2 separate regions of the Homo sapiens genome follow, and region 1 is linked to region 2. The links are chromatin loops, found by intact Hi-C in ENCODE. Cell type or tissue: endothelial cell of umbilical vein. All regions are shown on one strand. Each heading gives the region's core, and the rest is flanking DNA. Links, peaks and the distances in the headings are about the cores only. Region 1 has its middle 180 kb from the start of TXNL1. Region 2 has its middle 200 kb from the start of LINC03069.

What was found. Peaks named below come from ENCODE experiments on the same cell type or tissue, not always from the same donor. Only the 100,000 strongest peaks of a DNase experiment are listed, where the experiment ranks them.
Region 1: it touches region 2 in a loop (7-fold over the local background); 2 of 110 quality-filtered maps call a loop at or near these places.

Annotation. Positions count from the first base shown.
Region 1 is chr18:56,451,850-56,468,112 of GRCh38, forward strand. No RefSeq gene overlaps it. Among named protein-coding and RNA genes, the nearest start is that of TXNL1, 180 kb to the right of the region's middle. In endothelial cell of umbilical vein, for the core only: no CTCF peak of the experiment used is centred there; a DNase peak (open chromatin) is centred at 7,702; H3K27ac peaks cover 2,197 bases.
Region 2 is chr18:56,379,860-56,396,122 of GRCh38, forward strand. No RefSeq gene overlaps it. Among named protein-coding and RNA genes, the nearest start is that of LINC03069, 200 kb to the left of the region's middle. In endothelial cell of umbilical vein, for the core only: no CTCF peak of the experiment used is centred there; a DNase peak (open chromatin) is centred at 8,912.

The sequences.
Region 1 (16,263 bases), core at 3,113-11,112, 70 kb after region 2:
TAGAACTTATTCCTAATATCTAACTGTATTTTTGTACCCATTAACTAGAAGTATGGATTTTTGACTAAAGAAAATAAATCCCGATTCGTTGAAGATAAAATTTAGATACAGGGACACATATCTCACCGGTGTGGCCATATATTAGAAGTAATTTTTTTGTATCCACTATGAGTTGGTACATCACAAGATTATTCAGTACTCAACAGCAATTTGATAGTTATTCAAACAGAACCCAAATGTTGGCCCTTCGAGTTCAGCCTGAGCCATATAAACCATATACACCTCAGTCTGCAAGATCCCCTACGGAAAAATAAAAAGAAAAGGCAATGACTCAGAATCTACACAGAGGGCCCATTTCTGCAGTGTTTCCCCAAATATACAATCTTTTTCTTCCATCTTCCTACATGCATATTCTAGGATTTACTAGTTTTGAACACATACATTATGGGCATATGTTTATATTTGTTGTTTGATTCTGTCTTATTTTGAAACTATACTAGAGTACTCTGACACATAGAACTGTTTTCTAAGACGCTCTAGCTCCATGTCTGTCATCCCTGAATTGTCAGTTGTTCCATCAACAAACATTGGTGTGTGACGAGCATTGTGTTGAGAATTTAGGACTCGTATCTGAAAGGGTTGGGCTGTGTGGGTTGTTTTTTCCCAGTGACAACACTAATAGAATTGATCCCAGCAATAAGAAGTTATGGTATCCTCTCATTCTTATCCAAGAATCCCATCCCCAGCCTTGGGAAAGGAAGAGAGAACTGTCAATGTTCTCCTCTCCTCTGGGGAGAAAGACCGGTGTGAGCAAAGCATCTAGCTCAAATATGGTAAGACAATAGTATCATATTCTTTGAGCGGGTTCCATAGGCTTGGACTCAAGAAAAAACAACAAAGGATATAATCAACTTCCTTGTTTTCTAAGTCTTTTGTATTCAGCTGGTCCTTTGGGAGAAAACTAGAAAACTAGATGAGGAAACTTGTACAATTCACTAGAAAGAAGCTTATTTCAGAAACTATGAGATTTTTGAGAATATAGGTTTGCTTCTAAATCATTTTTACATTCTTAGAACCTGGAATAATATCCCACACAAAGTAGGTACCCAATAAATGTGTGTGTGATAAATGAATACACAGGGTTTATTATTATTATTATTATGGTCTTTTTATTATTACCATTATTTTTCATCATCATGATTATTATTAGGTACAGGTAGTCTAACTTGGTACTTTCATTTGAGATATGGTGGATAAAGAAAACTGGTCTCTAATAAAATATGGTATTCTGGTCTATTTTTCAAGGTCTGAGCTACAAAAGTGCCACAAAATGTAGTTCTGTGTCTAGATGAAATCTTATTTTAAACTTGCATTTTAAAAACTCTGGAATGAAAATCTAAGTTGGGGATCTCAAGTTGGTTAGAAAGGAAGTTATTAAGGACCCTTTATTACACTCTAAAGTGAGAAACATCACATTGAAAATGCACCCACAGTGTTGCGACCTCGTAAAATATCCATGAAGAAAACGCTCTTAGACAAAATACCTGATTTTTTCGATCAAGCATTGTATTTGTCAGAGTACATGATTGGGGTAGCACTGACAGAAATTTTATCACATTTAACATTTGTTCATTTCACACTTCAGGCTCTCTCTCGATCGCAGAATTTATTTCATTGGCATTTGTCATATCTCGGCTATCTTCTTTCACCACTTTGTAGATGGTGGCTTTTTTAGGCGACTTTTTCTGAGCTGAGGATTTTTTTTCTAGGATGCCAATCCAATCTGGTATTTCAAAATGCCAACACCATTGGCCCTGCTGGAAACCGATTAAACAATTTCTATGCCTAACAGCTCTTTTCAAGTTGCTGAGTTTTTGATTTTCATTTCTTAAGGCTAAATTTTCACACACACAAAAATTGCCCACTCTTTGCATGCAAATGAAGCAGTTTAGAAATGGAAATTCAAGCACAGTGAGCCCTGCATTAATTTACAAATCCATGGCATATTTAAAATATTTTTTCAAATTGCTTCACACGTTTTGGGTGTGTGACACATCGCCATTTAACTTAGTCAAAGTTATTTTGCTGATAAACTTTAGATAACTCTAAAGAAGGCATCTTTGGGAGAACCAAGGAAGAACTGTTTTCTGTTCCATTACATATATTTTTTTCATTAAAATAAAACGGGATCAACTTGGGTGAGCTAGAGCTCCCTTATAAAGACAGGAATTTCTCACCCAGATGAGAAATTTGAGTGAATGGAAGAGGAAAGGGAAATCAATGTCCTTGTGAGTAAAAGTCTATGAAAGTACAGTGTGTATGTCATCAACACTTTACATTTCAATCGCTTCATTTCTGGTTCCTATAAGAAGAGAACCCAAACGTATCTTCACGCCTCTGCAGAGATAAAAATAGGTAATCATCACTAGTCTTCAGAAAAGTATATCCTAGCTTTCTGTTTTATATTTGCAAAGCAAGAATGTACATTTGCCTCAAATAGGGCTATTGAAGGGAAAGACTTTTTATCCTTTCATTTTCTTATACTGCATCAAAGCTAGCACATTTTAGAACTGATATTCCTCAGGTTTTTTTTTTAATTTAAAGGAAACCATCCATTTATCAATATCAATCAGCCTGTTCCTGACCAATTCAGATTTCAATCAGACTTATAAACTATAACGTGCCCTAATTATGAAGTCATAATAAGTAACACAGTGGTATTGGTGCAGGGACAAATTGTCCATGGAAAAGATTAGAGAGACCTGAGAAGACTCACACATATACAGAAAATCTGACATTGCAAATAAGTGGGAAAGGAAAGACCTCAGTAAGGGTGCTAGGACAATGGGAAAGAAAGAAAGAAAAAGAAGGGAAGGAAGGAAGAATGGAAGGAGGGAGGGAAGGAAGGAAGGAAGGAAGGAAGGAGAAAAAAGGGAGGGAGGGGAAAAAAGGGAGGGAGAGAGGGAAAGGAAGGAAGAAGGGAAGGAGGGAGGGAGGGGAGAAAGCAGAGAAAGAAAGGAAGGAGGGGGAGGAAGGATAGAAAGAAAAGAAAAGAAAATGGGTTCCCCTCACACACACTGTTCACTAAAATCAGTTCCAGATAGATGAATAACATATGGAAAAGAAAACTTCACAATTTTTAGGTAAAAAATAGGAAAACATTTCTGTGACATTAGGATGAAGGAGGAGAGAAAACAAGTCACAAAAAGAACTATAAAGAAAAAAATATAGATTCAACCACATTAACTTCCACTCATCAGAAGACAACAAAAGAGAGTAAAGAAGCAAGACCCCAAAACTGGGAGAAGATGTCTATAATAACTATAATTAACAAAAGAAGAATATCCATAAAATAAAGAACTTCAATGATTCAAGAAAAAAACAACCCAAGAGGGGACACACAGCCTATGGGCAAAAGAGATGAAGGGGCATTTCAAAGAAGACGCAAGATGAATGCCCATTACACAAATGGGGAAATGTTCATGAATCATCAGGAAAATGCATAATGAAATCACTAGGAGATACCATTCACCCCCATGAGGTGGCAAAACATTTTAAAGTATGACATATCAAGTATTAAAATGGTGTCCAGTAAGGATATGGAATAACAGGCACTCCTGTACACTGGCGGTGGGAGCAAAGTTGTTACTCTCAATTTGGAATACTATTTAGCATCACCTAGTAAAATTAAACTTAGGCCAGATGCAGTGGCTCACATCTGTAATCCCAGCACTTTGGGAGGCCGAGGCAGGCAGACCACCTGAGGTCAGGAGTTTGAGACCAGCCTGGCAAACATGGTGAAACCCCGTCTTTACTAAAAATACAAAATATTAGCTGGGCATGGTGGCACGAGCCTGTAATCTCAGCTACTCAGGAGGCTGAGACAGGAGCATTGCTTGAACCTGGAGGCGGAGATTGCAGTGAGCCAAGATCATGCCACTGCACTTCAGCCTGGGCAACAAGATCAAAACTCCGTCTCAAAAATAAATAAATAAATAAACTTGTGCACACTCCACAGCCACTCCCAGATGTATTCACTCCCAGATAATACAGCCAATCCCAGATGTAGATATAGATGATATAGATATAGATACAGACATCGAGCCAAGAGAAGCTTGTGCACATGTTTACCGGTCCATATACATAAGAATATTCACAGTATCATTGTTCTTTGGAGCAAAACAAGCCAAACATCTGTAAACAGAAGAATATATGAATGAATGATGACACAGTCATATGCTGGAATGTAATACAGCCACACATTAACATAGTTAAATCTGAAATATATAACATTGAGCAATCAAAAAGCAAGTTTCAGGAAAAATGCATACATAAACCTTTATTTACCTGAAGTTCTAAAACAAGCAAAATTAAGTAATAGCTTATTTAGGAATATCTATACATAAAGAAAACCAAAGGTGCTATTAACACAAAATTCAGGATAGTGACTATCTCTGGAGAGTAGAAGAGGGGATTACAATCTGGGGAGGTCCTGCCTAAGGCTCCACAAATATCAATACTATTTCTCCTCTTAGTGGGTTCATTTTATCATTAGTCTTGAAATTGTATATAGATATTAGACATATTTCTTTGGAATTATTATATGTTTATTTTTTAAGTTTTAAAACAAACTTTGATGCATGAGAGCCAAATCAAGGCTACAAATATGCACCATCCTCCCGACCACAACCTACTCCAATTTGTCTTAAATAGTGAGTTATTTCCAAAACTTTTCTCCAGAAGGCATGTGAGCTTCTTTCTCACAACACTGTGGGAGAAGAATACAAGCTGATACAATAGCATTGATTCTGAAAGCCCTTTGCACACCCGTGCTTATCACTGCTGTTACGGTTGTGTTGTCGTTCGTGCTGCTGTTATCTATCATGCTTGTCTTTCTGCCATGTCATAGACTGAAAAAACACTTGAAAGTTTGTTGACTTGATGCATCCATTCCATTTTAATAGCTCCTATGGTGGGTGACATTTGAAAAAAAGTCTCCAGCAAAGAATCTTATCCTGAAGTCCCACTGGAGCAAACTTTGTACAGGTAGACATTAGACAGAGGTTTTCCGGGGAAGCATCTTTATCTTGTATAGATGTGTTTAGTCCATGCTTGTTAGACCCCAAATTTCTATATGCAGACCCAAAAAAATGATGGAAGTGTATTTCTTCAAATCTTAAATGCACTTTCTTTAGCTACTTTATCATCTCTCAAATCAGGATGCATTTGCAATCTATGGCATAACATGGTTTGACAGCATTTTTTTTCTTTCTTAGTAAAACACAAAATAATGGTTTTCTTAAAGTTGATGGTTTTTTACTTTCTCTAGCATATAACATCAAGTTTCCACAGGAATTCCCATATTCCCATCAATTGGAGAGAAAAAAAAGCAGATGCCAGAACATAGAGATCAGATGCTGCCACACTGCCTAGAGACTGGAAATGACAGCCTGCAACAAGCCACACCTGAAGGCTGCTCTTGAGGGCAGGAAAACAGAAGGTCCAAGGAGAAGGAAAACGCTGTTTTGGTTCCATTTGAACCAAAATGCTGGTAAATGTTCACTTCAACTTTTTGTGGTTTTGTGTTCATTTCAAAACACTCACAGACAAAAATGCCTTAAAGCTGTATTATTATGGACCCTCTGCTAAACTCTGACCTCAGGAAGCTCTAAGCACAGCTCAAAATGTTGAGCCAAGAGAGATATACAGGTAGTGACAGCCACAACATGTGCAGTGAAGCTCAGCAGTGCTGCCGAGGACATCTGCCCCAGCAATGAGAATGAGAACAGAGTTCACGACAGCCACTCCCGAGCTCTGAGAAGCAGTTCCACAGTGTGCAAAGGGTAGAAGAAGCTCTTCACCAAAATCTCTGGTTAATAAAGAATATATCATGTTGCCCAGGTGGTCTTGCACAAGTGGTGTGATGCATATGAAGCAATCCAGTTGAATGAATAAGCAGTAATTCATAAATCTCCAGGACTTACAAAAATCCCTATAGAGCAAAAAATAAATAAATAGATCCGTGGGGTTCCCTGAACCCCTTTCATTAGTTAACCCTGCCCTGACTTAACTTTTATTTCAGTAATGGTCACTGATATATATGGAACCAGACTGAGGATTTACCAAATGATATGAGGATGTATTTTTTATATGAGGTTTCTAACAGAGTTATTTGTTTCTATAGATCCTTTGAGCATTTAAGAACTATTTGATAGGTTGCAATTTAGGTATTATAAGCTATATTTGCAGTGTTGGGCACCAAGTTTTCTTCAGGATACTAAGATGAGATTATTTCTGTGTTTAGCAGGAACTATCTATATTTCTGGGAGTAGCATCTACAGTTTTCCATCTGTTCATGTCAAAACCTCCTTTGACTAAGCCTTTCTAGAAGGAGGGTCTTGCTTATTTGGTTTGATGTGTTATTGGTGGGGCCAAGTCCAATATCATGTACCCATGGTGCTTAACAAGTAAGAACTGTTTAGAGCTTTAGTGAGTTTAATTTGGACACAGTTGGGCACCATGGCTCACGCCTGTAATCTCAGTACTTTGGGAGGCCAAGGCAGGAGGATCACTTGAGGCCAGGAGTTTGAGGTCAACCTGGCCAACACAGCAAAAAAAAATTTCTTGTAATTTTTACAAAAATTGTTTTAAAAAACAGCTGAACATAGTGCTGCATGCCTGTAGTCCTAGCTACCCGGGAGACTGAGGCAGGAGGATTGCTTGAGCCCAGGAGTTCAAGGTTACAGTGCACTATGCGGCACCACTGCACTCCAACCTGGGCAACAGAGCAAGACCCTGTCTCAAAAAAAAAAAACACCAAGCAGGAGGGAAGAGCAGAACTTGACATGTTTGGCTTTGTTTTGAGAAAACAATATTTACCTGATGCCTGATGTAGCCTGGTCCTGAGTGATGTCGTCTAACATGCTCCCACTCAAGGTGCAGCCTCCTTGAGTATCCCACATACTTGGGGGAAATCAAGATAAAAATTCTTACCACCTCCCATACAGTAAAGGAAATTTCAACAGAGAAGGAAAGAATGTAGGTAAAACTCCAGACCAGCAGCCTGAGCCGCTCTCTGCCACCTGGCCATTATAACACTCTCAAGGGCCTCTCCAATGCCGTGCCTTCTTTCCACTCCATGAAATACAGCACTGGAAAAGACACTGGGAAGTAGTTTGCTTCCATTGCCCTGACATGTGACAGTTTCCTGCATGAGACTTTTATTCTTATTTGGCTTTTGGACTTTTAAATGATTCTGTGATTAATGCTTCGATGCTGCACGTGATAATTGTCTTGGCAGAAAGATGTCTTTGTTCTTGCCCACTCACCTTTTGTATGGTGTTTCCCACTCCTGTTCCCTTTTTATGAGTTGTTGATGTTCATCTATATTTAGCGAGTGTTTTGCTAATATCCAAGGAGTCATCAAAGGTGCAGCTGCTTCGTCGCTACAGGAAACCCCCGCTTCAGGGGGCTAGCTCTGCTCTAGGAGGATCTGCTTTGGAACTGTCCTCTGCATAACGATGAGAAATGCTCTTCTTAATTTTTAAATTAGCTGGCTGAGGCATCCGTCTTTTCCCCCATTTGGGGCTTGATGAACTCATATGTTATTCTTGGTTGATTGTCAGACTAACGAGGATGTTTTCCTGAAGGTCTTTATTTGGAGTTATATTCACTTGTTTTTTCCTCCCTTTCCAGGGGTTCCTTTCTTCATTGTGTGGACATGTGACCTTGTTTTTATGTTTTCAGTGTCCCAAGCTAGGAAACTTGCGATAGTCCTTTCCTGTTCCTTCCTGAGTTACTGGTTTATGTCACAAATGCTTGGCTCACTTCCTTCATGTCCTTAGAAAAGGAGGTCCGCTAAAATGGCTCCCCCCACCCCACTGCCTTTTTACCACGTGTGAACACTGCAGCAGAAATCACTACAAGGCCCACCCTTCTTGAATGTCATCTAAATCTGGTTAATTGACAATATACTCAAAATATTCTATTTTAAAGCAATCTCACTATAAGACAATGTCATCATAGAGTTCTCACTACACTCTAAGCTGCCTCTGTCCACAAAAAGAGAATGCTCAAAGACAATTCCCCATAAGGCCTTATTAGTCTCTCCAGCAACTTATTTTCAGTCTTCCTTAGAAAGAGAAAATATTTATTCTCCATTGATTTGGGCTACCAAAAATCAGGAGTGCCAGCCTCGGCAACATAGCAAGAACCTGCCATTACAAAAAAAAAAAAAAACATAAATTAGTCGGGCATGGTGGTGCATGTGCCTGTAGTCCCAGCTACTCAGGAGGCTGAGCGGGGAGAATCACTTGAGCCCAGGAGTTCAAGACTGCAGTGAGCTACAGTCGCATCACTGCACTCCAGCCTGGGTGACCTAGTGATCTGGTCACTTTAAAATAAAAAATTAACAATCAGGAGTGAAAAAGAAATCACCCTTTGCATACACATCTTCAAACAAAATAAGTAGGGAAGCGAATTTTGGAATGGATTTCACAAGTTCTTTTGAAACTGATAGGAATCCACCAGAGAAGGAAAACTAAACACAGAAACTAGAATGGGTAGGAGGAGGGCATTTGAAGTAGTTGCTTCTACTTTTATTATTGCCCCTCCATCCAGTATGCATATGTGCTCTTGTGGCAGAATTAGAGGAGAGATGGAAAAATCAGCATTCCCAGGCAGCCCACTTTGTGCGAAGCTTTAACACACCTTTTGGAGAGACACTGTTGTGCGGGTACCTCCCTCATGATGTTATGAGGAGGAAATGAGTTGATGTTAAACAGTGCCTGGCATATAATAACTGCTATAAATTAACTTCAGCCAAATAAATAAATATATATTCATTTGACTTTCATCATCCTCTGAGCTAGATTTTTTTGGCAGAGACACCGTTGATTGCCTGCTCAAAATCTACTTCCTTCCCCTTTCCTTGTGGGCAGGGTTGACCTCCACTTGACAAAGGCTGCAAATGACATATTCTACATTTCCCAGCATTCTTTGTAACTGAAGCATAAACGTGGAACCCAGGCCTGGCCCATGGAATCAGAGGACATTTTTGCTGGGGGATCTTTTAGAAAGGTTTTCCTGCCTTACAAAAAAAAAAACAGATGGAAAAGGAAAAGTCCCCCTCTATGCTTCCTGTCTTTTTACATCTTTCTCTGACAGTCATCTCTGAGGAAAACAAGAACCTAGTTTTGCTAAACCAACTCTGGAACCACCTCCACCCAGGCTTGTTGTCAAGCCTTGTGTTGAGATAATGCACTTATGTCCTTACTCTTTAAGCCACTTCCAATCAGGTGCTCAGTTACTTGTAGCCAGATACATTCCAAAGAATGCAAGATTATTTTATATGAGGAAATGGGTGATTACAAAGGTTCAATAAGTTTGCCAGCCAGACAAGTGGTACAGCTAGATTTTGAACCTGATTTAACTCTAGAGCTTGAGCTCTTAGTGCTGTACCAGGAAGCCACCACCACAGTGCTCACCAACTGGACAAACTAGTTTAGGTCTTGGAACACCAAGGAACCACTGTGTGCAGGGTTGACTGGAAAGAGTATAATATTAAAAATGGCTTATGTATGTATCATGACTCGTTATTTGCAAATCACTTTTGCCTCTAGAAATGCAGAGTTGGAAGGCAGCTTATAGGCCATCCAGTCCAGGTGACAGAACTGAGATGTCCCAAGTCACATACCTGGTTAAGTGGCAAAGTCGTATGAGAACTGATGTCATGACCCATCATTCTTTCTCTACACCATTATCCCATTCTATCAAACTCCCAAGGTCATCCTGAGAGGTAGAATAAACAATTGGACATTCAACCCTAAAACTCAGAGAAGAGTCAGGGCTGGAGATAAATACTTAGGAGTCATCAACATGCCAAGGGTACTTTAGATCCCTAGGGCTGTTGAATTCTAGGATGCAAAAGAGAGAGTATGCAGAACTGAGCCTGGAGCTCAGTGCTTACTTTATTGAGTGCTTACTATATGCCAGGCACTGTGCTACCTTAAAGATATTAGTCCTTATAACAAATCATAAGGCAGATACTGTTATTGATCCCACTTTACATATGGAGAAACTGAGGCACAGAGTGGTTTGTTTGTTTGTATCTTGTCCAAGGTAGTAAATAGTGAAGCATAATATAGATTCAGGCAGTCTGGCTCTAAAATCCCGACCACTATAATATTTACTCTCAAGAGCTCTGCTTCTGTATCTTAGGCCTAGCTTATAGAGATGTGCTTTTATAATTTGGAGAATGAGTATATTAATACTCTCATTAATATCATAGATGTCAACAAGGTCAACCCTAAGATTATGACCCTCCAGCCTGGCCAGCTGGCACTGTAACCAGCAGATCGCTGCTGATATTCACTGCTGGATTACCCCAAGGACGTTCTAATGCATGCAAAAAACACCAGTGAATTACAACCAATAAAAGAGAAAAGTTCAACTTCAAAGAACTTACCCAGAATTTTCCAATACAAAATCTGAAAAGACACATTTTTAATTTTAGCATGCATGCAAGCTTTGGGCTTTATGATTTTGTATTGTCCTTATTTTTAGTTTCTAGGTCTGAATCCAGCCTTGTAATTAGGAAGTCTTGAGGGAAGACACCACCACATGGCCCTGTTTCAGGATTTCGTCATCTCTGTACACATTGTTACAGGAGTTCTTGACCATCTGCCTCTCTCACATCTTATCCTCCCTGATTTCATCCTTCATAGTGCCATATGAAAAGCTATCAAATATAAATCTAAGCTTGTCTTTCCTACTTAAAGTATTCCCAATCATCTATAGGATAAAAATCTAAGCACCTTGGCATAGTATTCAAAGCCCTTGGTGATATGGGTTGTGTTCATCCCTCTGGCTTCATGTCCTGACCATTCACACATCAAACTACCAACATACCATTTGGTATAGTACACAGACATACACAGACACACAGACATAGACACACAGAGACACAGACACACACAGACACACCATATTTCTCATGCCTCTGGGGCTCTGCTCATGGTGTTCTCTCTTCTTAGAATGCCCTTCCTACTATTTCCCTTCACCTATACTTTAAAATCCATAAAGACTCTTCAATAAACCTCACTGCACCACTTATTGCTATCTTGACAAATTACCTAAATTCTCTGGGTCTCCTTCCTCACGTTTAAAAATGGGATTAAATGGGATACTATTTAGCCACAAAAAAAGAACAAAATCATGTCCTTTGCAGCAACATGGATACAGCTGGAAGTCATTGTCCCAAAAAATTAATGCAGCAACAGAAAATCAAATATCGTATGTTGTAACTTATAGATGGGAGCTAAACACTGGGTATTTGAGGACATGAAGATGGCAACAGTAGACACTGGGGACTACTAGAGGGAAGTGAGTAGGAGAGATGAGGACAAGGGTTGAGAAACTAACTATTGGATACTATGCTCAGTACCTGGGTGGCAGGATCAATCACATCTCAAACCTCAGCCTCATGTAATATACCCAGGTAACAAACCCACACATGTACCCCCTGAATCTAAAATAAAAGTTGAAATTATTAAAAATAAAACAAAAATGTAGTAAATAAAAATTCCTGAGATAATCCAATTATACATTTTCTAAACCCATTTTAGATCTAAGAATGCACATAGGTTGAAAGTGAAAGGATGTAAAAGGATATTTCATGCAAATAGTAAACAAAAGAGAGCAGAGGTGGCTATACTAATATCAGACAAATAGAGTTTAAGTCCAAATCATTTAAGACAAAAAAAGACATTATCTAATGATAAAAAGGTCAATTCATCAAGAAGATAAAACAATTATAAACATATATGCACCAAACATCAGAGTTCATAAATATATGAAACAAATATTGACAGATTTGAAGGCAGAAATAGACAGTGTGACAATAATAGTAGAAGACTTCAAAACCTTACTTTCAATAATGGATAGAACAAAGAGACAGAAGATCAATAAAAAAAAAACACTGGAACATACTACAGGCCAACTGGACTGAACAGACATATAGAGAACATTCCTCCCAACAATAGCAGAATACACATTTTTCTCAAGTGCACATGGAACATTCTCCAGGATAGATCATATGTTAGTTCACAAAACAAGTTTTAATAAATTTTAAGATATTGAAAAAAAGTCTGAAATATCTACTCTGCCCACTATGTCTCAAATACTGTACCAGGCACTAGGAATACCATGGTGGATAACACAGATGTAAGTCCTGCTCTCACAAAGATTGTAGTTTAAGTGGAGTTACAGAAAATCAATTGCAATGCAATATGGTAACTGGTTGCATTTCAAAGCGTATTTATTGAGTTATTTTCAGATACAACACCTTTGCATTAGTTGTGTAGTCACCCACCATAGGGCCTGGGCTGTACATAGCTGTGATTCTCCCTCAGAGGCTGTAATTGAGCTTCTCTGCATCAAATTTTGTCACATCAATAACCTTTTGGATGCTACCTAAGGCAGATTTAAAATGTGACTGCCAATTATTTGGTGCTCCTGTGATCAGGGAGTGAGGTCTCTATCTCTTCCCATTGAATCAGGTGGGCTGGCAGTTTTGGCCAATAGAGTATGATGGAAGTGATGCTATGTGACCTCAAAGTCAGCTTTCACTTTGCTCACTGGAACCTGCACACTTGGAGCCCTAAAGCTAGCATGTAAGAAGGTCAACTTTTCTGAGACTTCTAAGCTAACAGGGTCACATGTAGATGTACTGGTCAACAGTCCCAGCTGGGCCCACCTTTCAGTACTTCAGCCCAAACACCAGACATGTGAATGAAGAAGCCTCCTCGAAACGGGTCCTCCAGACCAGCCCTCATAATCCAAGTTAACTGTACCATTCAAATTACCCCAACTGAGACTCCAGATATTATAAGGCTAGGAAGAGCTTTCTCTGAATTCCTGATTCACAAAATTCTGTGAGCAGAAATTTGGGAGTAGTTTGTTACACAGCAATAAACAATCAGAATATTACCACTTCATAATAATTTGCAGTTTTACCACACTGGACCAATTTATCAAACTATTGATTCAGAGCTTCAAATCTGTCTCTCACTTATCCCCATGCAATACTGCAACATAATTTAATTCGGATGCCAACTACCCAGAGTTAGCATCAGCCTCCACAGGTTTAAGGGCATGGTCCCCAACAAGACTACCTGCACTTCATATACCAGCTGCAAGTTCAGGGGTTCCCAGGATACCTGCACTTCTGACCAACTGGGTATATATCCTGAGAGTTTCCATGGCCTCACTCATGTTGAATAATTTGCTAGAATGACTCACAGAACTCAGGAAATTGCTATACTTACAACTACAGTTTTGTTATTAAAGGATACAACTTAAGACCAACCAAACGAAGTGAGATATAGCAAGGTCTAGGAGTGTCCCAAACACAGGGCTTTTGTGCCTTTACCTCATTAAATCAGAGCACATCACTATCCAGGCATATTGATATGTTCACCAAGCAGAAAGCTCTGGGCTTTGGTGTCCAGAGTTTTTATTGGAGTTTCATTACATAGACATGATTGATTAAATAATTTCCAACTCCCCTCTCTTCCCCAGACGTCAGATTGGCTCAAAGTCCCTCTTTAATCACTTGGTTGATCTTTCTGGTGATGAGCCCCACCTGAGTCATCTCATTAGCCTAAGCTCAGGTGTGATCCAAGGGGTCATGAATAAAACGGCACTCTTATTACTCAAGAAATTCCAAGTATTTAGAGTACCCCTCCTAAGAATTAGGGATAAAGGCCAGTCAAATTATTTATTATAAAAACCCTCCTTCCTCCCCATAGACTACTTCATTATATTGGCAGACTCAGCAAACTACATTTCTCATTTGATGCTGGCTTCTTGTTAGGCTTAACCAAAGGGGTGTGAGAAGAAGACTGGAAGGAGGAAGAAGAGATTTACTGCTTTGTGTTTGCCTCCTGTTTTCTTCCCGTTCCTGTGGGCATCACCCTAGCCACACTTTCCACCCTGTAGTGGCAGTTCATTTCAATACCTACTATCCATTACAATTTGTGGTTTTCCTAACACTCCCAGAACCAGATTCATTATGCTCCCTCAAAAACATGAGAACAAGCCAGCAATCAACAGTTACCACTCCCACTTAGACATCTGGGTCTCAGTCCATGAAGCCCCTTCTCCCAGCTCAGAGACACCAGCACCAGTCGAGCAGAATCTCTTCCTCAAAAGTCTGTTTCCCAGCCCCACAGGGTCCCCCAAAGACACTAGAACCAGCCAGCTAGTAGCCTCTCCTCAAAAGTCTTAATTTCAGCTCTACACATCCCATCTCCAAGTTTCTAAATTTTAATAATTCTAACCACTGCACTTTGTTTCCTAGACTCTGGGGATGATACTTTAGTTCATTTTTCCTTTTCTCCAATATCTAGTTATAAATTTTTTACATTTAATTCCTTCTGTTAAAAAATACTGGTGTCATTTTAATCTATTGACTGATACACAGACTGTCAAAGATGACTCCTCTCCAGAATTGGTAATAGTTCCATCATCACAAGAGTTCACCCTTGGCTTCCTTGGACTTGCCACATCATCATAACAGGAGCTTTAGACCTGCACTATACAGTAGAACCTACTATGATAATGAAAATGTTGCCATTGGCACTGCCCAACATGATGACCTATAGCCTCCTGTGGCTGTTAAGAACAAAAGTGTGACTGGTGTAAGTGAGAAACTAAATTTCCAGTTTTATTTATTAATTTTAATTTTATATAATTAATCTTACTTTAAATAACTACATTTCACTAGTGGCTATGGTATTGAACAGTACAGCTATATAAGCCTATTCTTATCTCTCTCATTTACTAGAATTTGTTCTATTTTTCTATTAATTATGTTGTGGTCTGTCTTACCAACTGTGAACTCTTTGAGGCATCACTGATTGTCTTGGTACCTGGATACATGGCATAAGGAGACATTCAAAAATGATTAACAAATTGAGTATAGTGTGTAACCAGGGTAGTGCAGTGGGCAAAGACTGAGGCCCTGTGTCAATGAAGAAAGTGATAGCCTTGGATTGTAGAATACAACTACTAGGATAGGGCACCTAACCTGTTTGTGCCTCACTTTCCTCATCTATAAGACCATTTATATCCCACAAGATGCACTTATTAGGAATCATGGTACTACTTACAAAATTGGTCTAGAAGCTAAAGTTTCACCTTGGTATTAATTTTGACATTCTATCTTTCAAAACTAAGTTTAATGCCTTATCTTCCTACCCATGTCCCATATCAACTAGATCTTTAAGAAACAGAAATATACGTCTTTTAAGCAGAAAATACACAGAAAAAGTTCTAGAAAGTTTGTCTCTGCTCCTTGGCATGAAGGAAAGAAGGAAGAACTCCACTTCCTTCTATTATTCATTCATTCAGTTGGTCATTCAATAAATAATTATTGCACAAATTCCAAGTATCAGGCATTGTAATGCCTAAACTACTTTTTTTTAAGATTATGTGAATTAAATCTTTCTACCATTCTCTCTCATGGCAACTTGTACTTCCATTAGTAGTGTATAATATAGTTAAATATTCTACAAATTATATAATTGTATCTGTTGTACATTCTCTCAATTAAATGGTAAGCTAAATGAGGGTGGAAACCATGCCTGTCTTTTCAACTTGTATCTCCAACAAAACTGTAACATCTATGGTAGCATCAATGTAGTATGTGATCACTAAATTGTTTTTTAATAAATGAATAAACAGTAAAAGAATGCCATAGATACCATTTTGAAAATTAGTCACTAATGCCATACCTCACAAGAATTTAATAATCCCATATGACAAGTTTTCTCAAGAAAATTGTCAACCAAGAACTGGAATTCCAAAGCCCGAAAGGGAATGTGGCTAGATAAAACATAAAGACCATAACTGCGTCCACAGTCCTCCACTCATTAAATCAATGGTATTCAATGAATTAGCCCAAAACAAAGAACTTGATAGGGGACATAAACAGATATTTTAAATTTGCAAAAGATACAAAGTTCTTGAAAATTGAATCTTTCCATTGCAAGAGCAGAGCTTTTTGAAGAAGAAAAAGAGTTCTGACCTTCAAAAAGCTAATAGTCTGAAATGTTAAGCCAGAAAGGAAGAGAGAATGCCTGATGATGTGACTATAGTTTTCTGGCCCAAAAAGACACTCATGTTGAACAGCATGTGGAAGGAAGAAGGGAGGAAGAAGAAAAGGGGAGTCAGAGAATAGTTTAGATGTTGGTGGATTTAAAT
Region 2 (16,263 bases), core at 4,746-12,745:
CATGTTTACTATTGCTCATGTTCACGGGGGATGAGCAATTTTCCCTCACCTGTTGTAAGGACAGTAACTAGAGGGGTACTCCATTCCCCGGAAGGCCGGACAGCTTAGGTTAGGAAAACACCATAAAAGGGAATGGGGGGTTAAGGAGCTTGAGGAAGGGTTTGGGGATTACTGTGTAGAGCTGGTTTTCACCTACTCATGCTCAGAGGAGCACTGGTTTATCACCACCAGTAAGCCTCACTTACAAAGCTGAAATTTAACTTTTGGAAACGTGCAAAACCACAGTTGACATTAGCACAGTCTGTTAAAAGTAAGGAATGGCTCTTGCTCAGTTTTCATATGGACTGGATATAAGGGAGAAAGAGGAGACAAATAGGACTCCCAGGTCTCCTGGGTGGGTCACAGCAGGTGGGACACTGAGTCCATGGAAGACAGGCGACAGAGGAGATCTGGAAGCTAACATGTAGCTTTCAAAGGCTTGTCTAAAGACTCACAAATTTAGAAATCATGCCATCTCTGGATCTCATAACTAAAAACTGGAGGACTGAGACCTCCACAGAAAAGCAGCATGAGGCTATTGTTTAAAAACACTAACTTCGGTTTGCAAAAGACCCGGATTAAAGTCCCTGCATCCCCACCTTTTAGCCATATGACCCTAGATCAAGGGGAACAGCCTTTTTGGGTTCTTTCCTTATTGGTTAAACTTGGGTCACTGAACCTTCTTAGGATGTTAAGATACTCAAATGAGGTCATGTGAAGAAAGCATCTATCATAGAAATAGGCCCTTAACACAGCTATTCCCCTCCACTCAGGCCCCATGGTACCAGCCAAAGGAGAATATGTTCTATACGGGGGTCACAAGATCTGCCCTGACCATAGCCCTAACCCAAGAAAAAACAAAACTATGCTAAGTGAAATAAGCCAGGCACAGAAGAACAAACACTGCACGATTCCATTTTCCTCATTATCGAATGCAGTCGAACTCACTGAAGCAGGAAGTAGAATGGTGGTTGCCAGGGGTGAGGAGGGCGGAAATAGACAGTCGCTCTGCGCACAGGGCTTCAGCCGCACAAGATGAAAAAGTTCCAATGATCTGCTGTACAGCAATGTGCATATAATTAACAATACCATACCATACACTTAAAAATTTGTTAAGGGGATAGATTTCATGTTATGTGTTTTTTACAATAAAAAGAAAGTAATGCTCTCTAAACCCCCACCAGCTCCCCGCATGGTCCCAAACTTTGTTCGATATCATTCCTAGAAGGACTGCCCAGGGAAGCTCGCTAATAGTTATCCTGGTTACAAGCATAAAAAGATAACTAACAACGCAAGGGCAACATGATAAGTACCAGATTCTAAACAAATAGTAATGCAGAAGATACTTTGAGTTACAAGAGAGAGGAATCACTTGTGTCGATGTGATAGGAAGACAGAGCGGGCAGGAAGGAGCAGCCTGCTCTGGCTGAACGATCTGTGCCAGGCCCCATCCAAAGTGTTTCCAGAAGGCACTATTGCATGAGAAAGGAGAATCCAGAAATAGATCAACACATCCCAGCCCTTAGCATTTCCTGGCCCAAACTCAATGTTTCCTAAACATTTGGTGAATGAATGTAAAATCCAAATTTCACAGAACCACCTATTACAAATTTTATTTACTTAGCTGACAGCAAGTTAATGACATATTTACAAAGCTTATAACAAAGCCATTTGGTTTGGCAATGTCATTTGACACTAAAAATGAGCTTATGCTTTGACCCAGCAATTCCAATTTGCAATGTCTGCCTAAAAAATTCCTGTATAGAACACAAGGAGACACGTATGACGATGGTCATGACAACGTTGTTTGTCAAGGCAATGGCTGAATAAACTGTGGGTGACTTGTACAGTGGAATACTACACAACACTGAAAAGGAATGAGCTGGATCTATTATAAAAACATGAAATGAACCCAGAAATATAATATTGAGTAAAAATGATTATTGCAGAAGATTATGCCACTTATGTTCAAACACACATGCACACCCTCAATACTATGTTGCTTCTATACATATACATGTATGCATACAAAATATGGAAAAAGTCTAAAAGGACAAATATGTATCTGGCCCATATATATATATAAGAGTACAAGAGACAATGCCAACTTTCAGAGATTTAGGAAACTCAAAATCATTATGCTAAGTAAAAGAATCCAAACATAAAAAACTTTATAATATATTATTTTACTTATTTGAAAATTTAGAAAAGATAAGACTGTAGTAACAGAAAGTAGGACAGTGGTTTCCAGAGCTATAGCATGGATACAGGAATTGGATACAGAAGAGCCCAAGGAAGCTTTTTGGGGGGACGGAAATGTTCTATATTACGATCAAGATGGCAATTACACAGGTGTTTACATTTGTCAGGACTTACTGAATTGAACACTTAAAACTGGTGAATTTTATTGGATGCAAATTATATCTGAATAATATTAATGAAAGCCTACGATAAAGGCTACTATTAGGAGGATATGAGAGCTGATATTGGAGTTTAATTTTTAAAGAGAAAACACACATGTTAATCTTATTTACTGTGACATTATGTATATTGTCTTGAACTCTTTTGCCCTTTACATAGCAAATTACCACAAACTTATTTTTTATTCTTAGGGAAAAAAAATGTGCTGTATACATTTTTGTTGTTGTTGTTACCTGGACTGTTCTAAATAGAAACTGAAAATGTTTGAGGGGGAAATATGTGTCCCTCCCACATTTGGTATGAAAAGAAGAATGCTGATGAGAGCGGCCAAGAGCTGGGTTCTAAGAGGTCTTTTGTCTGTTCACCCTCCCCTCTGGAGGCTCTGTTGTATCATCTGAGTACTAGAAGGCTGGGTGCCAGCTAACCTCTTAGACTACTTCCAGCCGCAGCCGAGTGCTTGGTTCTTTTGAAACCCAATGCACCAGGGAAAAAGATTGACATGGGCCTCAAAAGAAAAATAAAGATAGTTAGAAATGACTGTATCCACTTATATCCAAAGATAAGATTGGGAGCCTTCAAATTCCACATGCACCGTTCCTTCAGTCAGTTTTTCCCATTGCCTGTAGCAACTGAGTTACTTTACTCCTGAGAAAGCTGTTGTAGTGCTGAAGAAAGCACAACAGACCCAAGACCGTAGTGAATGACCTTAACTTTGACTGAAGCAAATTCCTACAGCTCTTTTTTTTTCAATTTGTTGTGGAAATGCAAATTAAAAGAGTATAGATTTAGTCCTTTCCCATCTGTCTTTTTTCTAATGACCTATTAAAATATTTAATTATATATTATATTTATTATATACCATATATATATATAAAAAGAAATAAAAATTGGAGTGTTTTTTTAACTACAGGTGTATGAGACAGGCTTCTTCAGAGAAACAGAATCAATAGGATCTCTATATAGATTCATAAAAAGACCTTTATTTTAAGGGATGAGCGCTTGCAATGATGGAGGCTGTTCAGTCCCAAAATCTGCAGTTGGCAAGCCAGAGACCCAGGAGAGCCAAGGGTGCATTTCCATTCTAAAGGAAGTCAGGCTTGAGACCCAAGAAGAACAGATGTTTCGATCTGAGTCTGAAAGCTAAGGAACAGAAAATAGTGTCTCAGCTCAAAAGCATCAGACAGGAGATCCCTCTCACTCATGGATGGTTCAGCCTTTTTGTTTTATTCAGGCCTTCAACTGATTGGACAAGGCCCACCCATATTAGAGAAGGCCATCTGCTTGACTCAGTCTACCAATTAAAGGCTAATCTCATCCAGAAACACTTCCACTGACACATCCAGAATAATGTTAGATCAAATATCTGGGCACCCCATGGCCCAGTCAAATTGACCCAAAAAATTAACCATCACAATAGAGAAGTCTTAAATTCCGTCATTGAAAGAGTACAAGGAACTCTAGGACACCAATACCTTCCCAAACAATAAAGAGTCTCAATAGTAATTAACTGAGGTCTTAAAGGAATTAGAACCAAATGTAAGCATCATTTAGCTAGAAATTTCTTCTCTTGAAACCCACCTTTTTAAGAATACAAGAAACACATTTAAAGGGAAGCTGGGGCAAACCCATTGAAGTTGGCATCTTCTACATAGTTAATCCCAAATCTGGAAGGGGGCAAGGCAGATTTATTTGGACTGAATGAGTTGATAAATAGTTTTTAATTTGCAAATTAATTGTGAGGGCTTTCAGTACATTTGTTCTGTCTCTCAAAGTCCATGTTAACAACCATTTTCAGTAGCTCTTGGCCTTTGAGTTGTCTTTCCCTGAGAGAAGAGATCATTTGGCTCTCTCACTTTGAACCCTAGGACTTCCATCTTGATGATGGTTGGCCAAGGTTTGGGCACAGTCTGGGCTAAAGTGACCAACTATGCTAGTTTGCCCAGGGCTGTCCAGGTTTTAGCGTCACAAGTCCCACATCCCAGGAAATTCCTCAGTGTAGGCAAACCACGAGGGTTGCCTACCCTAGTCTGTGGCCCTGGCTCTGTCCCCTGTCAATCTCTCCCTCCTTCCTTGTTGGTCTTCTTTCAAGTGATCAATTCATTGTGAATAGCCAGCACCCAGCACAGAGCCTGGTTCATAGGAAGTACTAAGTAATTTGTTGAAATACTGAATGAATAACAATAATAATGATATAACAATAGCTACCATATATTGATAATTTTCTTCATGCCTGTTTCAAGAATTAAAGTATTAATTCATTTACTATCTCAACAGCCTCATGAGACATAAAACACTATTTTCATATACTATAACTGAGAAGGCAGAGGCAAAGAGAATGCTTGGGAAAAAAATAGAAATAGAGCAAAGCCTACTGATCAGTCCATCTGGGATGAGACCCTGTAAAGTTGGCCTTTCTAACACTGGAATTTAGCCAACTGAGATAAGACCTCTATCTTCCTAGAATACATCACCTTCTTTAGCAAACTGAAACAGAAGAAAATTATTCATTCTTTCTGAGCAAGCTGTCACCCACCATAATTGTGAACTGGAATTTTCTGGTGAAAATAATAATGACACTGATCCAGAAAGTCAGCTGAAAAGCAGGATACAGGCTGGTAATATTGCAAAATTGCACATGGGAGGACCTGAGCTCTGGGCCCCAGAGAGTGCTGTGGCTCAGGAGGTAGGACCACATGGGAGACCACACCCTAGAGGAAGATGGGATCTGGACATGGGACTGGCTGTGACCGTAGGGTACATTCTGGTTCTGGGGAAAGACCCAGTCCCTAAAAGATGCATCTTCCCTCTACCACTGGACTAATAAGGATCATTCTCCAGCTAAGAGAAAACAATCTGATCGGTTCAGCTAACCTGATTTAGACAAGGATTATTCTCAGAGAAGCACATGATGTTAAGGGAAGTGCAAGAAATAAGAGAAAGAGAAGCCAAGTTGGAGAGCTCCTCAGAGGACATGGCAGAGGCAAACAAGATACAGAGAACAGATAGATTGGGAGAATCACCAAGGAAATCTGATGCTTATTTCAAGACTGAGGTTAAATGTAAAATATGGCCAGAAGGACCTTGTCATAGCAAGATGATGCCTCTCTTCTACCATAATAGTTTCCAAGCTTTGTAACCTGGGCTAGGAGCCACATATTCTTAAAACCATGGTATGTGCTACATCCTTCCACCAGAAATTGATGTGCCAAACAATTTCTCCTTGAGGAGCGATGAGGTCATTAGGTTTCTCATTATAGTAATTAGCATAAAACTGAGAAAATCATCAAGATAATTCAGGGTTTTCTTTAAGCACTTTTGGCTACTAGCTAGATACAACAAACAAAAATAATTTTAGGTAGAAATTTCTGAGTATTTGTCTTATGTCTTCATTGTTACTTGACATAACATATACACACAAAATAAAGGTAACTGGAAAGTAAGATTCAGATTATAAAATCTTGACCAGGCACAGTGGCTCATGCCTGTAATCCCAGCACTTTGGGAGGCCAAAACAGGAGAATCACTTGAGCCTATGAGTTCAAGACCAGCCTGGGCAATATAGTGAGATCTCATCTCTACAAAAAAAAATTTTTTTTAATTAGCCAGGCGTGATGGTGTGTGCCTATAGTTCCAGCTACTCAAGAGGCTGAGGTGGGAGGATCGCTTGAGCCAGGAGGCAGAGGTTGCAGCAAGCCAGGATCACACCACAGCACTCCAGCCTGGGCAAGAGAGAGAAAGATTCTGTCTCAAATAAAGAAAGGAAAGAAAAGAAAATCTAGGGTTTTTCTCTCTCTTCCTCCCATAAACCATGTTCATTAAAATAGCATTTTCTTATTAATGATTTTTAAATTTTGTTTGGCTGTAAAGTATTCTCCATTTTTGTGTGTGCCACCCTGAGAGAATGACACAATGACCTCAAGAACTATCTCAACTTCCTCAAAACTATGTTAATTTTTCTGCATTTCAGGTATTTTTCTTCCATCTATTTAGCACTTTAGTAGAGGGAGTTCATGGTTTCAGCAGGGAAGGTCGGAGAATCAAATGGATGGCTTCGGAGTGTGATCACACAAGATCATCAGTCATAATATCAAGGACCTATTATAGCTGACTCACAGAATTAAATTATTAGGAAGCCAGATCTTTGATACGTTATCCTTTCCACAGCAAGCTTAGCACTCCTTTTATTGATTCTTTCAACAAATAGTTATTGAGCATCTTCCATGTGTAAAACCTCTGCTTGGCACTTTGGGATGGGGAGTGAGCGAGGGGGGCGCAGAAGATCAAAACAAATAAGACACAGAGCCTGACACTTAAACGTTTACAATCTAGTAAGGGAAATAAGTCCAGCACATAAATATAATGAATAAAAAATGAGAGAGAGAGATAGATAGATAGAGAGAGAGATAGAGAGAGAGAGAGAGAGAGAGAGAGAATGGCTGTGGCATTTATGGAAAGGAAAGATGGCCTTCTGTAAAGCTGGGGTTGAGAATCAAATCTGTATTCTCTTCAAATATATAGATTTGAGCTCAACCTTAATATGTGGTTGCAACTTTGGTAAGCAGAGTTAGGAAGAGAAGAGAATTAATTTTATAAAGAAAATCCAACATTTTAAAAATAGCCTTATATGAGGAAAGGCAGGATCATGTCCAGCATTACAGAAAGTTTAAACTCAGAAGTCTCTTATTAACTCTCCACCACTTTGAAAACCACAGCTCTCTTAACACACCCAAAACTGTTATCTTGTGCATTAGTTGTGAGACTATCCACTTATTGGTTCCATCTGGGTATCTAAAATGAAATCAGAAGGCTCTAGACAGACTCTCTTCAGTTCTCTTCTGATTAGTGTTCCCCTGGGCTTTTCTTCCCAAAATAAAGTTAAGTGCATTTAAGTTTCTAGGATCTTCTTTACATCCTTTTGAAAATGCAGAGTAAATATTATGTTGGCTTCTTTCTGCAGTCAATTAATGTATCTTTCTTGCCAATGTCATAAATATAACTTTTTTCAGTTGATGCTTTTCTTATTGCATACATATGCTATTGATAATTACTTGTTTTTGAGTTCTTAACCATTTGTGCATGGAAATACATCTGAGGTTTAAATGTTAAGACTATTACATTACTAAATGCCTTATTTTATAAGTGAATAGGCCATCACAAGCCCTATTCCATGCATTAAAATTGTACTCACCAAAGGAATCCATCTACCATACTGAAATCCTAAAACAATCAGGCATTCTTGTAGGAAAGTTAATACAACAGCCTCTGTGCCTTCTCTGTAATCAATTTCCTACAGCTTCTGTATGATGGCAGCTTAGGAAATTTTCTGGTTTTACTTTCTATGTTTAGATAAAATAATGATGACTCAATTAAAGATGCCCAATCTTAAAAATGAATTGGAAGGAGGTCCTGTTTGGGCCTAGAATAAATGACTATGGCAGTCTTCTATGGAACTATGAGGGGCAAAGAGAGTAGGGAGGGGCAGAACAGGCAATGGGATGAATCACTGCACAGACATAAGGTTCCCCATATTAAAACACGCATGCTTGTCTCTGTCTCTTGTTATTGCAATGAAAGGCGGACTGTTTGTCTTGGTATATAGGTCAATCATGCATTCTCTACTAGATTCCCCTCCATGGAAAGTGGAGAATACAGTTGGTTTAAGTGTGAACATTGCTTTTTTAAAAAGGGCACTTGAGATTTCGAGCTTAATGAGCTGTTTCCTATAAATCTGGGGTTATGTTTGCAAGCATCTCCTCAGCTTCTTCTGTTGAGGTCCGTCAGCCCACAGAGCACTTGACTGGACAGCGGGATGGACAGTTTTCATCTGCCATCACCCCGGAATGAGTGGTCCAGTTGCCATGCACACCTGCTTGCCTTATAAAATGTGCTACAGTTACAGCTAAAACAAATTGCCCATAATAAAAATAACAATAATGATAATAGTAATAATAATTAACTTCTGCTCCATTCCAGGATCCCAACCTCTCACACCTTTAATGAGCCAATGTGCTCATTTCTTAAACCTAAATTGTATCAGGATATTTTTAGAAGTATGTTGCCTAACAGGTTTTAGTTGGGAGGCATTTTGCCTGTTTATTTGGCCTCATCTTTGTAACATTAGTACTCAGCTTAATGAATTAAGAGAAGCCAATGGATGAAGCCACAGGAAATAAACTCAAACCTCTTTAATTTAGATTTATTAGGAGATCTGAATGACCTTTCTTGAAATCTTAATTATAAAATACTAACTATATTATTTTTAGCTGTAATAAATTATTGCCAAATAAAGATCTTCTGACAATAAATACATATTTGTATTACACATAATTTTCCCATTAAGTTATTCAAATATAAGAATGATCCTAGAAGATTGTTACGTTATTATTCTTAAATAGGCTCAAGCCTGTGGTCAAACTAGTTGCCAGTGTTCATTTCCTTAGTGAACACTCAGGAAGGCATTTCCGTGAAGTACTTAATTACACGTGCTTGCTTGCCTTACTCTTAAAAAGAACGTCAGAATTATTTTGACCCAGCACCGTCCAACAGAAGTAGCCATATATGTCATTTTAAATTTTCCAATATCCACAATGGAAAATAAAAGAAACCAGTAAAATGGATTTTAATGATATGTTTTATCTAACCAACATTTTCAAAATATTGTTATTTCAATATATAATCTGTGTGAAAATTATTGAGATAGTTATGACTTTTTTGCTGTACTATGGCTTCAAAATGCAGTTTGCATTTGTCACTTACAGCACCTCTTAGTTTGGACCAGGCTCACATCAAGTGCTCAGGAGTCACTTGTAGCTAGCAGCTACTGAATGGGACAACACAGTTCAAAATAATTACAGTACTTATCATAGCTTTTCCTTCCAACTACTTATATATGTATTCCTAGCTTTGAACTTAAACTTCCGGAATTACTGTCCAACGAAACAAAACAGAGCCAAACTAAAAAAAAGGAAAACAAGGGAAGAAAGAAGATGTCTCTGGTCCAAATTTCTTAACGTGGCTTACAAAGAGTTTCAAGGCCTGGCCTCTGCCACCCTCTACAGCCTCATCGACACTCCTGCCAAACAGAAATTCTTCTCCTTCTCCAAATGCCCTGTGCTCCTGCCTCAGTCTTCGCTGTGTGAAAGACTATTTCCACTTCTGCCTTCCTGCTGGCTCCTCATTCTTCCAGTCTCAGCCTAGACACTCTTTCAGAACTGCCTGGACTCTGTATGTCGCTGAACCCGCCAATGGCCGCAGCATTTATACATTTTAGGGCTGCATGATTTTGGCTTTTTAAACCTTTCAAGTCTTCCTTTCTAGACTTCAAACTGCACAATGTCAAGAACCACATCATTTTTTAAAATTATTGCTTTCCAGTCCTTAGCACATTGCTTGACTCATTAAGAGTGCTTGCTAAATTTTGTTCAATGAATAATGAATGAACTGACAGGAGAGAAAAAATATGAACACTGAAACTCAAGACAATCGTCTCCTCTCCTATCCCCAGCCTCTCATTAGGTGATTGAGAAGTTGATTCCTGTGTCATGTGAGACACGATCTGGGGGTCCCAGCATCTCCTGATATATACCAGTTACCTGAACTGCTTGATGTAAACTGTATTCTGCTGATGGATAACCCTGCTTGATTCTGCAGCCTCCTAGTCATACACTGGTTAAGTGATTAATTCATTCTAGAGATAGACAAAAGGACATCTAAATTCAATGGATTATTAAACTCCTTGGGATTCTTTAGAAGGAAAGGGTTTATATCTATTCAACCCACTTTGCTTCCCGGAGATTTTTAAAATGTAATGCAATAAAAAGCAACACATCAAATTTGGGTTTTAGTTTTTTGTGGTTGAAGGCCCCCACTTTCTAGTCCCATGCCTATCTCATATCCACCAAAATTCTTCCCATTCTCCACTGCGTTAATCAAATCACTAAGTTTGCGATTTCCCCAAAGCATCCTATGCTTTTTATGTCTTTGCTCCTTGATTTTCCTCCTCCTAGAAGGATTTTCCTCAATACCATCTGTCAAATCCTTCATCCTCATTCAGTGCCAGCCAAAGACCACATCTGCTAAGAAATGTTTCTCTCATTTCCCAATTAAAGCTACTTTTTCCTCTTCCAAACTTCCCATTGTGCTTTATGCCACTAAGAGGCCAAAATCCCATTCTGATTTGTGTTATGTACTTGTCTCACTTTGTTATTTCCCTTGCCAGACTTTAAGTCCCTGGCAATGGCCATGATGTTTGCATTGTTGCATATCCTCATCCCACCTAGCATGATGTCTTACCCAGAATAGTTGCTCAACAAATATTTGCGGAAGAAAAAGATGCATCAAATTTCTCTTAAATCCAGAAAATAGAACTACATATTATTATAAAAGTCTTTGACAAGATTTTTCCAGCAGTCACCAGTGGCTAATCCTAAACCTAAACCTTAGGTCGAAAACAGCTTACAAAGTATCTGGCCATAATCCCAGTATACACAGACAGTTGTGTTTTCCAAAAGATGGATCTTTTCTTTTCATTCTTAACTGCTTTAATGTGCTCCGTAATAAAGATGTGGTTGTTTAAGCTCTGCATCTCAGTACTGCATGCTCTTGGATCAGATACAAAGCCCCTTTAGAACTCAGTTTTCTCATTTGTCAAATTAAAGGGTTGAACTAACTGATTTCTACTGTCCCTTTCAGATTATAAAAACCAATAATTTTTTTTGAGCACTCCTTTTTGGCCTAGGTTAAAATAGGATGGGTGGAGATAACTCAGTATTTCAGTAAAAATGCAATAACCAGAGAGGATAAAAAATAATGAGCATCCATATTCGCCATCAGTTTCAGGCATTCACAGACGCAAGCAGCAATCTCACTCATGAAATGTAGGCGTAAACGGTGTTCCTCTTTGGTATATATAGGCAAAGTTTTTACTTTAAACTATATGAGTACAATGCCAAGAATTTGAAGGTGGAAGAGATTCTGGGTTGGTTATCTTACACTATTCCTCTCAAGAGATGGTTTCCCAATGCATTAGGAGAATTCTTCCTTAATGCATCTCTCCATCATGGTATCTTCGTGAAAAGTCAGAGAGTAGAAAGAATGATAATGTACACAATAGGGCATTGCCAAAAGTTTAGAACCAAAATTTAAGTTTTGATTTATTTTCACAGTTATTTGGAGGGTGGGGGTAGAGGAGAAGTGCTGTACGGTCGCTGTTGGTTTTTTTAAACAAACCTAATCTGAATGCCCCTTGTTTGTGGCTGCATATTGTTTAATATTCACTATACACCTTCTGCAAACAATATGCAAGACAGGGCCCTTGCTCTTTTGGAACTCAGAGAGAATTCAGGGAGGAAAGGAGGAGATAGAATCTACATTATGTAAATAAAATAATCTCTAATGAAAACATTTTCCTTGAGGTGTGAACAAATGTATTAACTCCCAATTTTGTGATACAGCAATCAATTGCTTTCCAGCCCTAAAACCTACTGTTATAACAGCCTTAGAAAGACTTCTGGATTTGGGATTTAAGAATTTCTCTGCCCTTTCCTATACTTCACAGGACGGATTGCAAGCTCTTTCCCTAAGCCCCCTTCACAAGCAGCCCTGAATCAACAGTATGGGAGTCCAGGCATAAGACAGGCCCTTATTCTGCCCACTGAATTCACTTTTTTTTTTTTTTTTTTATCAGCAGGGATAACAAGAGTCTTTTTTCCTTCTTTCTCAACTCAGTCCCTGCTGGTCAAATATTGCTGATGTGTGGACCTTGTCAAAGCCTTTGGGAATTATCATTATTATCAGTCATGATGTTAATGGGCTGTCATCATTGGCTGAAGTTCTTATTCTAGATGCTTTGTTTACTCAGCTAACAAAAAGGCAGCTTGGAATTAAAAAAGGAAACGTGCCAAGCAATTAATCCATAACTTGGTTGGAATGCTTTGGGGACTTTCTAACATTTCTTTTATTGAATTTTTGTTTAAGTGCAGTATCCTTTTTTCCTCTGAAATTTCATTCTGGAGTTTTTTATTACATGCCATTTCTGCAGGAGGCACATTGAGCCATTGGGACCTTCTGGGTAAATATCACGTGTTTTAAAATATTTATCAATAATGAGGCTGCTTGCTCACACATTCCCTGAAAATGCCAGGCTATGAAGCCAATTCATTGCACAGGTTTTAAAAAGATATCAAAATGCTCATGCCATAAATATTTTTGTTACACGACACTTTTCAACTGCATACCAAGACAACAACCACAAAAATAATAATAATAATCCTTCAGTTAGAAGGATGAAAAAACAGCTAAACCTATAGACTATAAATACAGAAATTTTTTAAATGTTAGCAGTATAATAGACAGTGTGGAAATCTCTCTATGGAGAGATAGTTGAAGTCATTTATTAAGCATATATCCTAGTTACACTTCATAATTTTCTTAAGAGAGTACCAGTTCTATCCTTTGGTTGATTGATTGCCAAAACATATGAATCTGTCCTTAACTGATTGCACAAAAAAAAACTCACTGTATAATTTTTCCAGAGAACATTACCTTGGACTCGATGCTCTCTAAAGATTTATATCAAAAGCTTAATTGTAAAAAACAATATGCATAGATTTCCTGAAGAGTCTATATTCTATCCATTTCTCTGGATAGTCTAAATCTGTCCTTCATTCAAACTAAACAATTAGAAAACTGTATGCTTGAGTTGCGTTGATTTGCATCCTAAAATGCTTTTATTAAATTTTGCTTTGGCATTACGCCAAAGTTTGCTTTGAGGGGACAGACAGAACCGTTGAAGAAACAATGGAACAGTGGGACAATAGAACAATAATCACCCCTGTATTAAGCATATGTTTTGATGTTGAAGCTTGGTGTTGAAGATGTTATCTTCCCAGAACACTCGGTGTCCTCTTTTAGGTCTCAGAAAACTGTACTTCTCATCAACTGCTTTTTGTTGATGTTTTCTATCTTTGAGGGTTTTATTTTGTTTTAATCTTAGGAATACTCTGTCACTTTAAAGCGATCATCTTCCTTCTCTTAGATAATTTTTTTCTTTGCTTTGAATGTCAGAATGTTCAGAGCCCCAAAAATGTGGCTCGGTTCTCACAAGTATGCAAAGTGCACAACAAACGTGGATGTTGTACTAACTCTTACTTGATTTTATTTTTGTTTTCAGATGTTTCCTTTCCCCTGATATTCCTATTTATTTATATTGATATTTTTATAAGTCATCTTACTTGTGTTTTTCTTAGCCATCTCAAATCAGTTTTAGGAGCAAGATGGACTATAAACCAATCTATGACATTGATCTTATAGTAGAACCAGACATGCTATAGACCCAGTGATTTAGTAAAAATTGGAACAAAGAAGATAATTAACATCCAAACATTAGAATATAAGGTAATAAGATGGGCCCTGGGGCCTACCATCACCCATCCCTCAGTCTAAAGGCTTAAAAGGCATAAGCCTGAAGCTCTAGGCTTATCCCACATGGTCGGAGTCTCAGAGACCACAGACTTCAAGTGCATGTCCATGACAAACCAGGAAGGCAGAGCATGGCAGGGAGGGAAGAAAGCATCCTGAATACCTGCATTTACTTTTGTGACTCCTAATCTCACATATGTCCTTTGTACTGCTTCTTTGCTGGTTCAGAGGTAAATCAAGCTGAAAGCAAACTGCAATCTGAGTCCTTTCTCTCTGCTCTCACTCAGCCCCTACAGCAGATGTTATCAGTGCCACACTCAGGTCCCTTAGCCACCCACTGTTCTCATACATGCCATGCCATCCTACTGAGGCACCTGCACCTCTGCCAGAGAGCTTCCTCTCAAACTACACTCGAAGCTGCCTAGAAGTGTTGGGTTCTGGGAACAGCTCTCAGCCAAAGACGAATGGAGATATGGAGGACAAATACCCCGGCTCCTTCAGCCCTTGGATGTAGTAACATCCCTGATGCATGCTCAATACTGTCTCCCAGAGTCCCAGTTGCTCAGATCTTAACCTACTCGTTAACTCACATTGACTTCTTTCCATGCCCTATCTCAGTTCTTTATTCTCCTAGAGATGTTCCTGGCATCGCCCCCTAAGTAAACTACTTGCACAATAATTATGATCTCAGAGTCTGCTTCAGGGAACCCTAACTAAGATTGAATCCCCCTAATGTAAGAGGGAAATGGCATCAGTCAGCCACTTATTATGTTTTTTTGAGTACCTACTTCCTCTCGTTCATTTAACAAATTTTTTTAATACCTACTAAATGCCACGCATTGTATGAAGAATTGAACCTAAGCTATAAACAAGAAAAAATTGGTCCCTAGCCTCATGGAACCTAATTCAAGGATTGTCATCTAATCTTAGCACATTCCTATTTCAGAAAAGGCAAAGTTCCTGAACTCTAGCATTTTTAGTCTCTCGCTCACTGTCTAGACTTGCTTGAGAAGTTGCCATAAGGGGTGTTGGCCCAACAAATGTCTTATTTGTTTATGGTACAACCCATTTCTAATTGCTCCTAAATCTACAGAAAACAGGACTTAAAAGGTGTTGCACTTTATCACTGCCCTTTACTTCCTTCTCGAGCATCTCTTTACCTATCTTCTTCTGCCTCCCCATATCTTCATTCCCCTAAAGAACTTCCATTCATTCCCTTGATTTTTCCCTGACCTCCCTTATCAAGTTCAGACTTATCAGGCCAATATTCAAAGCCTTCCACATAGTGAATCCCCTCTGCTTTGCCAGTCTCTTCTCTTACTATTTTCGTATATAAATTCTTTGTTTCAGCTGTGCTCATTCATTTGCCAAGCCTTATACATGACTTGCTAAATAACATTTCTAAATCTTCTATTTCTTTTTTTTTTCCTTTTGAGATGGAGTCTCGCTCTGTTGCCCAGGCTGGAGTGCAGTGGCACGATCTCGGCTCACTGCAACCTCTGCCTCTCGGGTTCATGCCATTCTCCTGTCTCAGCCTCCCGAGTAGCTGGGACTACAGGCGCCTGCCACTATGCCCGGTTAATTTTTTGTATTTTTAGTAGAGACAGGGTTTCACCGTGTTAGCCAGGATGGTCTCGATCTCCTGACCTCGTGATCTGCCTGCCTCGGCCTCCCAAAGTGCTGGGATTACAGGTGTGAGCCACTGCACCTGGCCTTCTATGTCATTTTTTAAGACCTAGTTCAAAATTACCATCTTAAAGAGCTTAGTCTGAGTTACCCCATCCTCACTGTATTAGTCTGTTTGTTCTGCTATAATCAAATACCACAGACCGGGTAATTTACAAACAATAGAAACTTATTTCTGGTGGTTCTGGAGACCGGAAAGTCCAAGATAAGGCTCTGGCAGGACTGGTATCTGGAGAGGGCTGCTTTCCGCTTCCAAGATGGCACCTTGTTGCTGCACCCTCCTGAGGAAAGGAATGCTGTATCCTCACATGGCAGAAGATGGAAGGGCAAAAGAGATAGAGCTCCCTTCAATCTTGAGCCCTTCTGTAAGAGTGTTAATCCCATGCACGAGAGCAAAGCACTGGGTATTCAAACCGTAGCTCTCACCATGATTGAAGACTTGGTTTGCTATTACTTCCTTCTGATTGAAATGAACTACAGTCACTTCCTAACCCTCTCACATATTTATGTTTTTAAATTTCCAACTAATTTGTAATTTCTCTAATAATTGGAACAATGCTTTCTTAACTTTTATTCTGTAAGGGAGGATAATGAGGATAATATAGTGCAAATAACAATATACCTGCATGTCCAGTATCACAGCCATGAGCCTCAGTTGGCTGTTGAGCACTAGAAATGTGGCCAGTCCGGATTAAGACG